Regions from separate parts of the Homo sapiens genome. Here region 1 is linked to region 2. A link is a contact called in ENCODE Hi-C or POLR2A ChIA-PET data. All regions are on one chromosome and are shown on one strand. Each heading gives the region's core, a stretch centred on a gene start or an enhancer-like site at or near the end of the contact. The rest is flanking DNA. Distances are from core to core; before and after follow the strand shown.

Region 1 (2,700 bases), core at 102-2,601, 1.0 Mb after region 2:
GCGGGCCAGGCAACAGGAGGGAGCGGGAATGAGCAGGGAAGGGGCCAGACCGACTCCGGTTCGCTCCCACGGCCTGCCTGCCTTGGGGTTTTGCAGGGCAGACGCATGGTCTCGCCGCTGGCTGCCGTGTGCCCACTGCTCAGGGTGGCCGGAGACGCACAGCCCCGGGAGGGGCTGGGCAGCCCGATGCCCCCACCACTCCAGCCCTCGGCGACTGGCCTTGCGCGCCCACACACACACTCCCCTCCGCCTACACCTCTGCCTTCACAGTCCTGGGAGTGGCCCTGTGCTGGGAACCTGCTTCTCCCAGCCGTGTCCCCATCTTCTTAAAGAGGTAGCCTTTCGGTCCTGGCTAAGCACCCTACCACAGAATTTTTGTCGGACATTGACTCCCCTCTTCAGTCAGTCGGCGAAGGGGGACTGAGGTCCCGTTTGGGGCACCTGTGAACACTGAATCACCTCTCACCTATTACAGTTGTTTTAATGTCCTGCCCCCACTCAGCAAAAACAAATCACTCTACTCTGTGGAGGGAAAGAGGAACCCAGAGGCAGGCCATCAGGGCTTCCTTCCCACAGTGCTGACCCCTGCCTGGGCCTCGGTTTCCGTGGGTGGCCATGCACACCGGGCCTGGCCGTAGTCCTGTGCATCAGAGGTCGGCCAGCTTCCTTTACTCCGGTGTGGTGGATTTCTCCACGCATAAGGCAAGGCAGGACTGGGTTTGGGATGGGTCCTGGACCTTCAGGGCAGGTGGTCAGTCACACAGGCCTTGGTGTGGTTGGTACTTGATGTTCTTTGGAGCTAAGACTGGCTGAGATTTGTACTTCCCTTGAGGAATTCTGGGATTTGTAGTCCTAAGTTAACCTCGTGGCTTTTGAAGCTGAGGAGCAGCTGACTGCTCTGATCTCTCTGGCCCTATCAAGGCTTGGAGTTCAGGAAGTCATCACCTTCTCTTGTCAGGGGTGAGTTTGGCTGACCTCAGGACTGGCCTCGAGAGCCCTGGTTAGGTACCAGTTGGGGGCCAGGGATGGCCTGTAACCTCCTGTTTTCCTTCTGGTTGGTAGCATTTCTGGGGACCAACAGCTGGCCGAGGCTCAGGGATAGAGACGGCTGCTCCAGCTAAAGGTCAGTTGTGATGTACATTGCCTGTTGGCACTGTCTAGGGAATGGGCCTCAGCTCCCCGAGTCCCAGAGAGCTTGGCTGAGCCCTGGTGTTCCCACCTCCTCAGAGCCATGAGGCAGGAATGTTCTCCTTATGTGACTAGGCACAGGTTCCAAATGGGGAGGGGACTGGCTCAGCATCCGGAGCCAAAACAGGAATAGAACTGGGAGCTGAGCCTGGAGCGGTTCTGGGCTTTTGGTTCTCTGCATCAACACAGCCAGCATGCCTATGATTTCTGTGCTGGGCAAAATGTTTCTGTGGCAGCGTGAAGGGCCTGGAGGACGATGGACTTGTCAGACAAGTCGCAGAGGTGAGACCAGGGATCATGGATGTGATCTGGGAGATGATGGGAAGCTGAGCAGTAGGGTGCTTAGGTGGAAAAGGAAAATTACTCTGGCTTAGATATTAAGAACCAGGCTGAAACAGGGAGAACCAGGCTGGGGCCAGACAGGGCATCAGGAAACGGCTTCAGGGGACAGGGGTGAAAATCAGAAAAAATATCATGAGTTCGTCAGAAAAGAAGAGTAAAGAGCTGTGGACCAGCTGAGGCTGGCGAGAGGAAAGAAGGCAGCAGGAAGAGAGAAGGAAGGCAACCCTCCTGCAAAGGGTCCAGGGTGGCGGTGGTGGGGGGGACAGTGATGGCGGAAGAACTCAGTGTGCTTTCCAAGAGGAATGGGTAGGCTGGGAAACGGGAAGGAGAGTCAGAATTTATCATTGTTTGGTTTCACCCTAGGGTTTTGAGGCAAAATTTATCCAGAGCAGGAAGGTGGCAAGTGGGCTGCCACAGAATGGCCCCAGGGGCCCGAGGGTCAGTGATGTGTGGGATGGGGGCTTTTAGAGTTGAGGAGAGCACTCAGTGGGCGCTGGTCTTCTGGAAGGTGGGGGAGGGGCCGAGAAATGATACGGCAATACTGGATGAAAATGGGGATCTCTGCAGAAGTAGGGGCACAGCTCAACAGCCTTTCCCCTTCCTCTCAGTGTCCTCGGACCCCGCTTGGGCTGTGGAGTGGATCGAACTTCCTCGGGGTCTCTCTCTATCCTCTTTGGGATCTGCTCGAACCCTCCGAGGCTGGAGCAGGTCCTCCCGCCCTTCCTCGGTGGACAGTCAGGACTTGCCAGAGGTGCTGGGCCCCTGGTGGTGGGGGGAAGGAGGACGTCATCCATATAAAGGGGATCTGCAGCCCCCACCCACGCCTGGCCAGCCAGCTTCTGGCTCCCTTTTCCGGCGGGCGGAGGCGCTATCCGGCGGCGGGCCGGGAGGCCGCCCCCGTGCCGGTCTGCTCTGCTCGGCGCTGTGCCAGCAGGCGGAGAGCTCGCGCCTTCCGCGCTGACGTCAGCGCATCCCGGGCCGTATCCCGGGAGACCCTGTTGCGTGGTGATGGGTTGCCAGGGAGACATACACCTTTTCTCTGGGCCTGGGCCGCAGCTGCGCGGAGCGCCGGGCACGGATGGCGGCGGCTGAGGGGAGCGAAGCGAGGGAGGGAGAGCAAGCTAAGAAACACCCAGCAGGTGCTCCCCCGCCTAGGCCTGGCTGGAGGCT
Region 2 (2,945 bases), core at 347-2,846:
AACTGAGGAGGCCGGGCGCAGTGGGTCACGCCTGTAATCCCAGCACTTTGGGAAGCCAAGGCCGGCGGATCACAAGGTCAGGAGTTAGAGACCAGCCTGACCAACATGGTGAAACCCCATCTCTACTAAAAATACAAAAATTAGCCGGGTGTGGTGGAGGGTACCTGTAGTCCCAGCTACTTGGGAGGCTGAGACAGAAGAATCGCTTGAACCCAGGAGGCGGAGGTTGCAGTGAGCTGAGATTGTGCCACTGCACTCCAGCCTGGGCGGCAAGAGTGAAACTCCGTCTCAAAAAAAAGGGCAACTAAGGAGCAACCCGGATTCAGCCACCACATGGCTGGAAGGTCACTATTACAGAATTGAAAGGACAACAATAGTTTCTGACCACTGACTACTGACCACCAACCATATTGCAAGCTGACCACATGAAGTCCCTACCACACATCTAACTCATTTAATCTTCACAAGGTCTCTGTGAGGCAGGAATTATTACCTCTGCTTTACAGATGAGGGGGACCATATTCAGAAAGGCTACGAAACGTGACTAGGGTCATACAGCTGGTACTTGTTAGAGCCAAGATTTGAATCCATCCCTATCCGACTTCCAAAGCCTGTGTTCTTGTCACCTTCCAGCCCACCTGGCCTCTACACATGTGCTATGAAATCCTCCTGGTGCCTGCAAAGAAATTTATGGTGAAACCTCCAAATTGAAGCTTATTTTTTTAGTTTATATACCTCCCACTCAGGATAAATAGTCATCAAAATCTCCAAAGTAAAAAAGAAAGAGTGAGGGAAAAAATGGCTAAAATCTTCTGATCACAAGCCCATCTGGGATCTTTCAGATGCTGAAAATTCCAGAAGGCTGGATCGTCAAGTTTCAGCTTAGAAGTTGCAATCAGAAATCTTTATTGAAATAAGTTTATTTCCCCCCGAGGACTCTGCTGGTATAACAGATGAGAGATGAGAGTGCCTACTAGGGAAGAAAGTGGCGAGAAAGCGAGTGATGCTACTCTATCCGGGAATCTAGAACAAACCCACAGAGGATCCACAGGGATGGAGTGTGTGTATGGGGAGGTGGGCCAGATGAAACAAGAAAGGCAGAAAGCTAATGGTTGTTGAAATTGAATGATGGACACTTGGAGTTCATTGTGCCAGTCTATCTGCTTCTCTGTGTGTTTGAAAATTTCACACATGTACACAAAGCCATGACCCTCCAACAAGATGACATCCTTAGATGTTAATGGCCTGGGTTCCATGCCTTCTTAGACACAGCACCCTTATGGGGAGAGGTCAAGGCTGAAATCAGGTGGTTCCTCCACCCTGTCCTGGTCTGTTCCCTGCTGGCCCCTCAGCAAGGGTCTCAGTACGGCCCACAGTCAAAACCCTGCAGCAAGTTCTGCTTTTATAGAAGACCTTCTGTAAGTGGTTGAAACTACTGTTTTTCAGAATCAGGAAGGAGCATTCAAAAGACTGCTAAACCCTCAAACGAGAACAAGATAAAGAACAGGCTGAATCAGCATGCGACAGGAGCCTGGTTAGTGAGTTGACTGAGGTTACTTGTGAGAATGATGTCACTGTGTGGAATAAGGAAGCTGGCAACACCCCAGAGCCAGCGTGTGGCTGTGCTGGGAGGGAGCTGGCCCCTTAGTGCCGAGTAAAGGACAAACTCCAGGCAGATATTTGTCAGATTGTGGCCAGACACAGTCTTGTTCCTTTAACACTTTAAAGGACAAATGGAAAGATTAGCCAAGCCCTAATCATCTGAAGAAGCCATGTGTCTGAGAAGTCTGAGGGAAGATATATTGAAAACGATCTCAGTTACGATGAGACAGCTTTGTTTGATTTACGCAAAGGCAGAGACACAGGTGTACTACATCCTTCAGGAAGCAAGTTTAGAAATAAGATCTGCAAGTCATAGGATGTGACAGGTCTGCAAATCCTGCAAGTCACAGGTCATCCACAGTGGGCTAGTCTAGCTGCTTCAAGAATGTTGCCCACGAAAGGTGGGTCATGGGTTCACAGAGCATTCCTGTGTTCCATAACCACAGGTTTCATCCCTAACTCTGGTCAGCAACTTTTGAAGTATATACCAAGGACCACAAGTTCAAGGAAGTGGGCAGAAGAAAGAATGTGATGCAGTCATGCAGATCCATCGCCACTATTCAAGACACAGCCCAGAGCGCCTTCCAAGGGCTTTCTGTTCCACTGAGAATAAAATTCAAATCCTCACAAAAGATCTCAGGGTGCAACAGGACTACCTGGCCTCTGCTCATCTCTGTTCACTCATTTCCTCCTGGCCCACCTGCTCTAGCAATGTTCCTTGAACTCACCAAGCTCATTTCCACTTTAGGACCTTTGCACCTGCAGCTCGCTCTTGCTTTGATACTATTCCCTAAGTCTTTGCATGATTACACAGATCAAACAGATCTCAGACCAAAGGTCGTCTTCTCAGGCCTTTCCAGACCATTCTAGCTAAAGTAGCATCCCCAGTCACTTTCTATTATATCTTGTTTTCTTTTTTATATCACTTGTTACTATCTGATGTTATTATTTATTTGATTGCTTTTTAGTGAACTGTCTCTCTCCAGTAGAATGTAAGCTCCATGAGGGCAGATTCTGGACTGTCTGGCTCACCGCTGCACCCACGGAACCTAGGATAAGGAATACCTCTTGATGAATAAATAACCCTCTGGATAGGTCAGTAGCTACTTTCATATATATATGAAGGCATTTTTTTTGATGAGGCACTTTTTCTTAATATATGAATAAGCAAAAAAATATAGTATCTATATTCAGTAAAAAATTATTTTGAAAAAACTAAAATGATATAAGGTTGGGGCTGTCCTGGAGAATCTAAGGTATCTAGTCATCATATATATGAAATTCAACTTTTCCATTGTTTGATAAATGTTCCTGATGACTCATGTGTCTTTAGCACTAGTTTA

Evidence for each region. A loop is a pair of places that touch in the nucleus more often than their neighbours do. ChIA-PET counts read pairs that join two places held with the same protein, here RNA polymerase II (POLR2A). Pooled maps may share reads with other maps.
Region 1: a map of gastrocnemius medialis shows a loop between it and region 2 (3-fold over the local background). The contact joins the promoter of FAM131A here to the enhancer-like site in region 2. A Hi-C loop is called at or near these places in 1 of 168 maps with a recorded cell type or tissue (gastrocnemius medialis) and 1 of 50 pooled maps. POLR2A ChIA-PET finds 5 or more read pairs at or near these places in 1 of 52 experiments (OCI-LY7).

What each region holds. Positions count from the first base shown.
Region 1 is chr3:184,336,249-184,338,948 of GRCh38, forward strand. It overlaps FAM131A (family with sequence similarity 131 member A), which reads left to right and starts at 1,352. Exons shown (of 6, transcript NM_144635.5): 1 at 1,352-1,470; 2 at 2,139-2,281. The coding sequence starts at 1,383. RefSeq lists silencers at 1-102, 26-95 and an enhancer at 1,894-2,505.
Region 2 is chr3:183,305,560-183,308,504 of GRCh38, forward strand. The region is part of intron 10 of MCF2L2 (MCF.2 cell line derived transforming sequence-like 2); the gene reads right to left. Among named protein-coding and RNA genes, the nearest start is that of B3GNT5, 54 kb to the left of the region's middle. Within about 2 kb of position 1,597, at least 17 of the 41 ENCODE cell types and tissues checked have a DNase peak (open chromatin) inside an H3K27ac peak, as active enhancers do; they include gastrocnemius medialis, where a contact is called at or near this core.